Regions from separate parts of the Homo sapiens genome. Here region 1 is linked to region 2. A link is a loop called in an ENCODE intact Hi-C map of the cell type or tissue named here. Cell type or tissue: Panc1. All regions are shown on one strand. Each heading gives the region's core, and the rest is flanking DNA. Links, peaks and the distances in the headings are about the cores only.

Region 1 (5,376 bases), core at 171-5,170, 270 kb after region 2:
TAGCACTATTCCCCTAGTGCTATCTCATGATAGAGCTCTCATGAGATCTGGTTGTTTGAAAGTGTATAGCACCTCCCCCTTCACTTTCTTCTTCTTGCTCCCACCATGTAAGATATGCCTGCTTTCCCTTCACCTTCCACAATGACTGTAAGTTTTCTGAGGCCTCCCCAGCCATGCTTCCTGTAGAGCCTATGGAACTGTGAGCCAATTAAATTTCTTTTATTTATAAATTACCCAAGTTTCAGGTATTTCTTTATACCAGTGTGAGAATGGGCTAATACACCCAGCCTGTGCTGGTGATCTGTTATAGCAACAGATAATGGGCTAAGATGTGTTTTGAAGCTTTGTTACTAGAAACATGTTCATTCAGGGGAATTATCTCTTCTTTATTAATTCACCCTTTTATCATTAGAATTGTCTTTCTTAATATCTTGCAGTATAACTTATCCTAAAATCCACTTTACCAAATATTAATATAGTCACTCCGGTTTTCTTATGATTGTCGTTTATATGATATATCTTTTTCCATATTTTTTACTCTCAACCTATTTATGTCTTTATATTTAAAACAGGTTTTCTATGCACTGCATATAGTTGGGTCTTTTTTTTAATTCAGTCTAACAATCACTGCCTTTTAATTGAAGCTTTTAGAGCATTTACATTTAGTGTAATTATCAACATTGTTGGGTTTAAATCTACCATTCAGTTACTGTTTTCTATTTGTGCCATTCCTTTTTTATTCCTTTTTCCTGCATTCTTTTGGATTATTAGAATTTTTTTAGTATTTATTTTATTTCCACTATTGGTTATTAGATATACCTCTTTAGTGTTTTCGGTGGTTGATCTAGAGAAGGGGGTGGCAAATATGACTGTCTTAGTCGGCTTGGGTTGCTATAACAAAATACCACAGAGTGAGTGACTTAAACAACAGACCTTTATTTTTCACAGTTCTTGAGGCTCTAATATCCAAGATCAAGGCGCCAGCAGATTCAGTTCCTGGTGAGGGCCCCCTTTCTGCCTTGTAGACAGCCACCTTCTTGCTGTATCCTCACACGACGGAGAGAGAAGCTCTAGTGTCTCTTTCTCTTATTTATTTATTTATTTATTTATTTATTTATTTATTTATTTTGAGGCAGATTCTTGCTCTGTTGCCCAGGCTGGAGTGCAGTGGTGCTATCTCGGCTCACTGCAACCTCCGCATGCTGGGTTCAAGCGATTCTCTTGCCTCAGCCTCCTGAGTAGCTGGGATTACAGGTGTGCACCACCACACCTGGCTAATTTTTGGGTTTTTAGCAGAGATGGAGTTTCACCATGTTGGTCAGGCTGGTCTTAAACTCCTGACCTCATGATCTGCCTGCCTCAGCCTCCCAAAGTGCTGGGATTACAGGTGTGAGGCACCACTCCATCTTCCTCTTCTTTTACAGCCACCAATCCCATCCTGGGTGCTCTACCCTCAAGATCTCATTTAAAGCTAATTACCTCCCAAAGGTCCCACCTCCTAATACCATCACACTGGGGGTTAGGGCTGCAACACATCAATCCAGGTGGAGGAGACACAAACATTCAGTTTGTAACAATGTCCCAATGGCTAAATTTGGCCTATTTTTATATAATCCTTGGGCTAAGAATGTTTATACATTTCTTAAGAGTTGCAAAAACAAAACAAAACAAAAACAAAAGGAGGAAGAAAAATATGTGATGAATATGCAACAGAGACCACTTGCAGTTTGCAAAGCCCAAAATATTTACTGTCTGTCCCTTTATAGAAAATATTTGCTGACCCCTGCTCTAGGGTTTATAACATGCATCTTTGGCCAGGCATGGTGGCTCATGCCTGCAATCCCAGCACTTTGGGAGGCCGAGGTGGGTGGATCATCTGAGGTCAGGAGTTTGAGACCAGCCTGACCAACGTGGTGAAACCCCATCTCTACTAAAAATACAAAATTAGCTGGGCATGGTGGCACACACCTGTAATCCCAGCTACTAGGGAGGCTGAGGCAGGAGAATCGCTTGAACCTGGGAGGCGGAGGTGCAGTGAGCCGAGATTGAGCCATTGCACTCCAGCCTGGGCAACAAGAGTGAAACTCCATCTCAAAAAAAAAAAAAAGAAAAAAAATGCATCTTTAAAATATCCGTGTACATAGAGATAATATTACACCATTTCACATACAATGTAAAAGCCTTTCTTTTTTTTTTTGTTTTTGAGACGGAGTCTCGCCCTGTTGCCCAGACTGGGGTGCAGTGGCACAATCTCGGCTCACACAGCCTCTGCCTCCCAGGTTCAAGTGATTCTCCTGCCTCAGCTTCCTGAGTAGCTGGGACTACAGGTGCCTGCCACCACTCCTGGCTAATTTTTTTGTATTTTTAGTAGAGACGGGGTTTCGCCACATTCACCAGGCTGGTCTCGAACTCCTGACCTTGTGATCCGCCCACCTCAGCCTCCCAAAGGGCTGGGATTACAGGCGTGAGTCACCGTGCCCGGCCAAAAGCCTTTCTTTTAAAGAAATTGAAAAACAAACAAAATCTTATTTTTATTATTCAGCTTTAGTCAGAATTTGAATGTTTCCCATCTCTGTGTGATTTTTCAGAATTGTTCTTTGCCTGGCCTATTTTAGAGTTTCATCTTACTCATACACAGTTTGGTAATCACTAACAGACTGTGGAAGATTCCTAGGAAGAATTTCTGGAAGGCTTTTTATGCCTAGGTGCCTCTTCTCCAGTAATTTACCCTGCAAATTCCTGCTGACTCACTCTCTTGGAATTCCAATCTCTCTCCTCAAATCAGTGGGAGACTACCATGCTCTGTTTGAACTCTCCTTCCTGTTTCGTTGTCCAGAAAGTGTCTCCGGGAAGAAAACTGGAGCAATTGTAAGGCTCCCTTGCTTTTGTTCCCCCCTCTCTCAGGAATCACTGTTTTGTGCTGCCTACTGTCCAATGTCTAAAAACATTATTTCACCTTTTTTTTTTCTAGTTTTCTAGGTGTTTACTCACGGAGGACAAGTACGGGAGCAGTTAGTTACTCTGTTATAGCAAAAGTGAAAGTCTCCTCATTCTTTTTTTTTTTTTCTTTCCTCAATTTTTTTTTTTTCTTTTTGAGACAGGATCTCACTTTGTCGCCCAGGCTGGAGTGCAGTGGCATGATCATGGCTCACTGCGAGTGCAGTGGCATGATCATGGCTCACTGCACCCTTGATGTCCCAGGCTCAAGTGATCCTTGCACCCAGGCTCCCAAGTAGCTTGGACTACAGGTGCACGCCACCAAACCTGGCTAATTTCTGTATTTTTTGCAGAGATGGGGCCTCCCTATGTTGCCCAGGGTGGTCTTGAACACTTGGACTCCAGTGATCCTTCTGCCTTGGCCTCCAAAAGTGCTGGAATTACAGGCATGAGCCACTGCGCCCAGCCTCCCTCAATATTTTGTTTAACAACTTCATAGATTCAATTGTATGGATGTACTCTAATTTATTTAGTTAGTCCTCACTGATGAATTGTTTGTTTTGGATTGTTTTTTAATACAAATAATGCTGCAATAAATAACTGTGCATATGTGATTTTATACTTGTGTATATGTGTGGGATAAAATTCTAAAAGTGTGATCTCACTGAGTAAGAGATTATTTGTAGATGAATTTTTGCCAACTTAAGATTCAATGATTGGAGCCCTACAGATTAACTGAAAAAAGACAGATTGACAGAAGAAAAGACAAGTTTATTCATGTATGTGGAAGTGTACAGAAAAAGTGACACTCCCTACAGTTAGAGTTAAGGATTTATGTATCATCTTAATAAGGAGAGACAGGACCTTCAAGGAAGAGAGTTCGGACTTCAAGGGAAAGCAAATGGTGAGAAACTAGTGAGAAACAAGTGAAAGCAAAGAAGTGGAAGGTACAGACAATTCTGATAACCTTTTGTTTATGTAATTTCTCATCCAGGTGCAAATGAGCTATCTCCTTTCTGGTTGTAAACCACCTGGAAAGGGGATTTGTGATGGTTGTATTTTCAGGAAGCTTTGGATAAATCAAGGAAAGAAGCTTAGATAAGATTTTTTCTTTATGGCTGCTGTTTGTTAGATGTTTTCAGCTTAAAATAATCTCCATAGCACATCAGTAGTTCTGAGTGGATTCCATTAGTAGATACTGCCAAATTGACTTCTGTAGAATCTGTACCAATTTCTACTCCCACTAGCTGTGAATAAGAATGGCTGCTTATACCTAAACCCTTGCAAACATGGCATGTTATAAAATAGTTTGATTTTTTTCTGATCCAGATAGTTGAATAATGATATCTCATTGTATTATATTTAGTATTTCTTTTGTATGAGGTAGAATGAGAATCTTTTCATGTTTATCAGCCATTTTCTTTTTCCTTTTTCTTTTTTTTTTTTAAGACGGAGTCTTGCTCTGTCACCCAGGCTGGTGTGCAGTGGCGCCATCTGGGCTCACCACAACCTCTGCCTCTGGGGTTCAAGCGATTCTCCTGCCTCAGCCTCCTGAGTAGCTGGGATTACAGGCACGTGCCACCACGCCTGGCTAATTTTTCCATTTTTAGTCGAGATGAGGTTTCACCATGTGTGTCAGGCTGGTCTCGAACTCCTGACCTCATGATCCGCCAGCCTCGGCCTCCTAAAGTGCTGGGATTACAGGCGTCAGCCATTTTTATGTCTTGTTCTATGAATTCTCTATTTGTGTCCTTTGCTTATTTTTACAGTTGGTTATTGGTCTTAATGAGATACAGGAACTCTTTATATGTTAAGGAACCTAGCCTTTTAAATCTATGTTATGGCCGGGCACATTGGCTCATGCCTGTGATCCTAGCACTTTGGGAGGCTGAGGCAGGAAGACTGCTTGAGGTCAGGAATTTGAGACCATCCTGGGCAACACAGTGAGACCCCATCTCTACAAAAAATAAAAACTTGCCAGGCATGATGGCACATGCCTGTAATCCCAACTACTAGGGAGGCTGAGGCAGGAGGATTGCTTGAGCCCAGAAGGTTCAGGCTGTAGTGAGTTGATCATGCCACCGTACTCCAGCTTGGATGACAGAGTGAGACTCTTGTCTCTAAAAATTTTTTTTAAAATCTATGTTATGTGTTGCAAATGGTTTTCTCTATTCTTTGTCTTTCAATTATGGAATTTTTTGCACAATAGAAAAATGTAAATTATTATTTAGCTTCATTTATCAGACTTACTCTCTACCGCTCAGGCTTTGTATTTTGTTTAAAAAGGTCTACTTTACTTCAAGATTATAAAATATATTGTTTGGCCAAGTGCAGTGGCTCACGCCTGTAATCCCAGCTCTTTGGGAGGCCAAGGTGGGCAGATCACCTGAGGTCAGGAGTTCAAGACTAGCCTGGTCAAAATAGCAAAACCCCATCTCT
Region 2 (5,376 bases), core at 161-5,160:
GCTTCTTATACTTTAGGCCCCAGCTTCAGCATTCCCTCTTCAGAAAGGCCTTTCCTGACGATCACTTTGGCAAGATTGGTTCATTCTATCCCTGTCTTGGCATCTTTTCTTGGTTTCTTTGTATCACCTCTCAGTCAGTAATGGATTTTTTTTTCTGTGTCTTTCCTACAATTATAAGTTCCTTGAGGAGACTATGTCTGCCGTGTTCGTGGTTGTATTCCCAATGCCACTGCATAGTATATATTTGTTGACAATAAATGAATGATTTTTTTCTACATTCTTGACATATCCAAATTCTATCTATCAGATCCAGGACCTGACACACAGTAGATACTCAATAAATACTTCTTGACAGGCTAGTTTTAATTAATGCTGATTTCTGCAGGAAGCTTTCCCTGATTACTACTCTGCCCCTCACTCCAAAATGACTTCTCTCTCCTTAGACTCCTCACAGCACCTTATCTGTTCTCTTTGGAGGCCGAGTGAACCGCGCCTTATGTTGTAAGCCTCTATCTTCACGTGTCACCTAATCTCTCTCAGGAGCTTTTCAAAATATAATAAGATTCTTCCCCAATTATTTACATTCTGCATCAAGCAGATGATGCTGCATCAGGCATCACCTGGCATGGGCAACCCATGAATGTTTGTTGAAAGAAATGAATCAGCCAATGTGATGGTGGGTGGGAAAAGGAAGGAAAGGTGTAAATGTCCCATCGTTTCTTAGTCACTAAACAATTGACCCTTGCATTTCAGGGTAGCAAGTCCCCATTCTGCCTATCTCATGTTGGAGGCTGCATGACTCAAAGAAAGTGCTAAACAGTGCAATTTCCCCTGCTTCTTTAGCTTTTCAACAAACAGTGAAGGGTTTCCCAGCACTTCTGGGACTTAGTTCTCCTCATGGGAACTGTAGAGAAAAATAGCAGCTCCATACAGTAGCAACTCAAGACAGTTAATGAATTTGAGGGGAGGAGAACCAAAGAAAAAGGAAATAAACATGTATTGAGTTCTGAGCTGGAAGCTTCAGTCTTCTTTGTGCCTTCCATGATTATTTATTCTTCACAATAATGCTGAATATATATTATTCAACAATCTCTAGGGTGTTGGCTGTATTAGAAAAATGCATTCAAGGTATCTAAATAAGACATCTGCCACATATTAGGCCCTCATTAAATGAAAAGGAGTATTATTTCCTTTTGCCAGATGGGGAAACTGAGGCCCAGAGAAATGCCTGATAACACAGGCCAAAGCCAGGATTCAAATCCTGATTGAGGCCAGGTGCAGTGGCTCACCCCTGTAATCCTAGCACTTTGAGAGGCCAAGGTGGGCAGATCACCTGGGGTCAGGGGTTCGAGACCAGCCTGGGCAACATGGTGGAACCCCATCTCTACTAAAAAAATACAAAAATTAGCTGGGCATGGCAGCAGACGCCTGTGATCCCAGCTACTCAGGAGGCTGAGGCAGGAGAATCGCTTGAACCTGGGAGGTAGAGGTCGCAGTGAGCCAAGATCGTACCATTGCACTCCAGCCTGGGCAACAAGAGTGAAACTCCATCTAAAAAAAAAAAAAAAAAATTCTTGTTGAGTGAAGTCCCGAGCTCCTCCCCTAAACTTGTGAACACATAGGTTGTGTTTTTACCTCTTCACAGCTTTCTGCTGACAAAAGTTTCAGGTCTTGTTTAACATTAGGCAATTTTTATTATTTTGGTGCCCTGTAGTTCCTATTTTTCATTGCCATGAAATTGCTTCCAATCTGTGTTCAAGAGCCTCATTTAAGTTTTATTCAAAGTATCCTATGAAAAGAAACAGGCCTCTAAGAAAATACGTCTTTTCCTGGCACAAGTACTGGTAACTGGTTTCTAGTTATTAACAACAAGTTATCGGTAACAGGAGATGGGAAGGATGCCTTTTCACGTCTTCTCTCAGGTATTGTTTTCCTTCTGTTTGGAGAGAGCTGAGGTGTGTGACTTCATACTCTCCTTTCTGTTCCTGCTTTTGCTGGGTGGAGGGAAGGAGCCCTAGAGAAGAGCCACAGCGGCAGCACTGAGCTCACACTGGTCAGGAGCACCAGAGGGACAAGGGACTCCTTTAACGAACTCTAATAGCCTAAGGTGAGTGACTAAACCACCTTTGGCCTGGACAGAGAAGCCAGGCAAAGAGGCACCCCAAGGGAGGCTTAAAATCAGTTTCCCTGGGGTCTAAAAACAAAATACAGTGGATGGTTTCAGACTAGAAGAGACGTCCATAAGAGCTGAGGGTTATTGCTAGCATTTATCATCTACTAGATTGAGTACTTGCTGGATTTCTATCCCATAAAATGGGCACTATTAGTATGCCAATTTGCAGAAAAGAAAACCAAAGCACTGAGAGGTTAGGTGGCTTGTCTAAGGTCCACCAGGATGAACTGGGATTAACTGGCTCAACTGGGGTAAGAAAGGTATCCAATATATTTCTTTTGCTTTAATTTTCTTAAAAAGGCAAATCTAATTCAAGGCTTTAATGTTCGGCTTTTTATATATTTAAAACAGGAATAAGGTGCAAGATTCAGGGATGCAATCAATTTCAGATAAAGCACATGTGTGGCCTTGCAATGAAAGAACTTCCTGCCACCTAGTGGCAACCTATGCTTGCTGCAGTGGGGCAGCCAAGAATCCCAGGCCTCCTGGTGCAGGCGCTGCAAACCATAACTTGTGAAGGTCGAAGTCTATCAAATATTACCGGTATTCACTCCTATTTGCAAAGGTTATTGCCAAATAAGTGTGATATGAGAAGTCAAGACTGTTTTTCAGTGACCCCCACCTTTCTCCCTCACCCCTGCCTTCTTGAGTATTCCTTTTGCTTCTACACTCCTTGGGTACGCTCCTTTTATGATAAACACTTTGCTGATAGTGATCTAACTAATCTGTGCCTAGAGAGTCTGTAAGCATCCTGACCAGGGGGAGAGACTTGTCTTACTCATCTGTAAATCCCAAGGCCTGGCACAAAGGAAGTATCCAGTGAATGTCTGTTGAACGAATATAAGTGAATGCTTTTAACCCAAACTCTATGACTCAGGCCAAGATTAAGCAGCAGTTTATTTGAATACTCTATATAGTAAACATTTGAAGAGGGTGGGTGGGAGAGTGGAAGGGGCTTCTCAGGGAAGTGTCCAAGGCAGGACAGGGCAGGAGGCCCTTGGGCCGTTGACCTGTTTACAGGGCCGTGGATGCCCGGAACTTCTGGGTCAAACAGAACACGGCGGCCGTGAGGGCCGTGCACTGACGGGCCAGGAGTTTCACACTCAGGTCGTGGTAGCCTCTCTCGCAGGTCGATTTAGCAGCCTCTATAAACTGATGGTAGGTGTACACCACATCCCTCAGGTTCCCCGCTGCCTCCCTGTGCCGGGCGGAGCAGCGGCTACAGTCTGTGAACTGAAAGCACAGGCCGGCCAGCTGGACCAGGTGCTGGAAGGTGTCACGCACGGCCCCCTGCATCTCTTCGGGGGACTGGTCCATTCTGATCACATGCCGACAGCTCGACAGGAGCTTCTGGGAGCCCATGCAGAGGCGGCTCCGGCTTTCGGTAAAGTGCCAGGTGCACTTCTCTGGGGGATGTTTGTTTCCAACCCCCCAGGAAGTTTCTAAAATGTCTTGTAGCTCCAGCAAGCTCTCCATGAGTTGGATGAAGCCCTCAGGGGTGCTGGCAGGGGTGGCTTTCAGCTGTCTCAGTGCCCTGGAGCAGTACTCTGGCCAGATGTGGCTTTTCCTCGACAGGGGTGCGGTGGTGCAGCTGTGGGCTCGGGCAGGCCTCCAGGGCAGAACCACCGGGCTTCCCGCAGAGGGCGGTGAGGTGAGGGGGGCCATGGGGTGTGCTTCCAAGTCCCTGTCTTCTTCCTCTGTCTCAGGCTGCGGGCCACGGAAGCATGTGGCATAGGAGAACTGACAGCTGCACTGGTCCATCCCTATCCTGGGAGCCACCATCTCATTCATGCCTGCAAAACCCAAAGATGTGGCCACCCTGAGACTGGCAGAGACTTCAGGATGGCTTTCTGGGGCAAAGCACAGAAAAGACTTCTCAGCAGAAAGGCAGATGCTAGAGCTGTCACTTTTGCCTTCTGAGAGTAAGCAATGGTTTGAAGTTTCTAAGTGAGGATCCTCTTGTGGACATGGTAGTGGTTCTGGCAGGGAAGGCTCAGGATTAAAACAGACCCACTCAGGGCTGTCCCTAGGGGCTATATCTTGCCCTGTCACATGGTTAGGTGCCTCTGCCTTGATCCCCTCTGGAGGGACGGCTGGTGAAACTGTCTGCTTCCCAAGAAAGAAATCAGGGTCTAAATCCAACTCTACGAATAGTTTTTGTTCTTGAGCCTGGCAGCCTTGCCCTGGGGGTTCTCTGCTCTGTCCTTGAGGGTCTCTAGGGGGATGTGGTGGGATCTGCTCGGTCCCTGTTACAGGAGCATCTAAAGAAAGGGAGGTTACTATTTTACCAGCTGGAGAGCTAATATCAAGAGTCTGTGAAACATTATTTGACACATCACCCGGGGAGTCACCTGAATCCTTCCTAGACTCCTCCTGAAATACGTTGGTGCCATTTTTGTTTGTAACTTCTCTGTCTCTTTCCAGAGATAGTTGTCCTTGTGGCTCTTCCTTTGTAGGGATAGAAGCTATCTTCTCTCCTGGATTTATTCCACATTCATCACTTCTAGGCTCATCTCTAGGAGACAACAAAGGCTCTGTGTATTTGGGGGCAGTTTCTTGTATATGATTTGTACAAAAAGATTCCAATCCCATTTCCAACTGGACATGGGGCTCCAACTGGAGCTCTAGTGTGTCTCCTTGAGAGACATTATTTAGTCCTGGGTTGCTGGCCAGGCAGGCTCTGTCTGGGTTAGGGTCACCACTGGAGAGGGAGAAGGAGCTGTCTCCATGCTCTATGGTTGGTTCTTTGGGGGCAATCCCATCCAGGTCTTGAGATAGAGGTAAGATTTGGGAAGGCCTTGCCTGAGCAGTATCTGGGCCAGATGAACCTGGGTTAGAACAGTGAGGAGTGCTTGCTGAGGAGCTGGCAGCAGGGACAACACCAGAATTCTCTTTATTGTTGGGGTCAATCCGGAAGCGAATGGCAGAAATAGAAGACACTCGAGAGTCGATGACTGATTTGGTTTCCATGGTCTCGGGCTCCATCTCCATGACCCTGGAGGCTGGGTTTGTGCTCTTGGTCTCCCTCAGAGGAGCCAGCAGCCCCAAGGCCTTGGTCTCCAGAAGGCCAGGCTCACCCTGCATGTCCTGCAGAGAGGACACAGTTGGGGAGGGTGCACCAAGGGCCAGGTAGGGCTCCCTGTCATAGTAGCACACGTCGTCTACACTCTCCAGGGAGGCTGATGGCACCAGGGGAAATGAGA

What was found. Hi-C counts contacts between places; a loop is a spot of excess contacts. Peaks named below come from ENCODE experiments on the same cell type or tissue, not always from the same donor. Only the 100,000 strongest peaks of a DNase experiment are listed, where the experiment ranks them.
Region 1: it touches region 2 in a loop (3-fold over the local background); 24 of 110 quality-filtered maps call a loop at or near these places.

What each region holds. Positions count from the first base shown.
Region 1 is chr9:37,469,915-37,475,290 of GRCh38, reverse strand. No RefSeq gene overlaps it. Among named protein-coding and RNA genes, the nearest start is that of ZBTB5, 7.2 kb to the right of the region's middle. In Panc1, for the core only: no CTCF peak of the experiment used is centred there; a DNase peak (open chromatin) is centred at 2,750; H3K4me3 peaks cover 1,360 bases; H3K27ac peaks cover 4,911 bases.
Region 2 is chr9:37,744,581-37,749,956 of GRCh38, reverse strand. It overlaps FRMPD1 (FERM and PDZ domain containing 1), which reads right to left. Exons shown (of 16, transcript NM_014907.3): 16 at 3,053-5,376. The coding sequence ends at 3,188. Among named protein-coding and RNA genes, the nearest start is that of TRMT10B, 6.5 kb to the left of the region's middle. RefSeq lists an enhancer at 3,566-4,067. In Panc1, for the core only: no CTCF peak of the experiment used is centred there; a DNase peak (open chromatin) is centred at 2,596.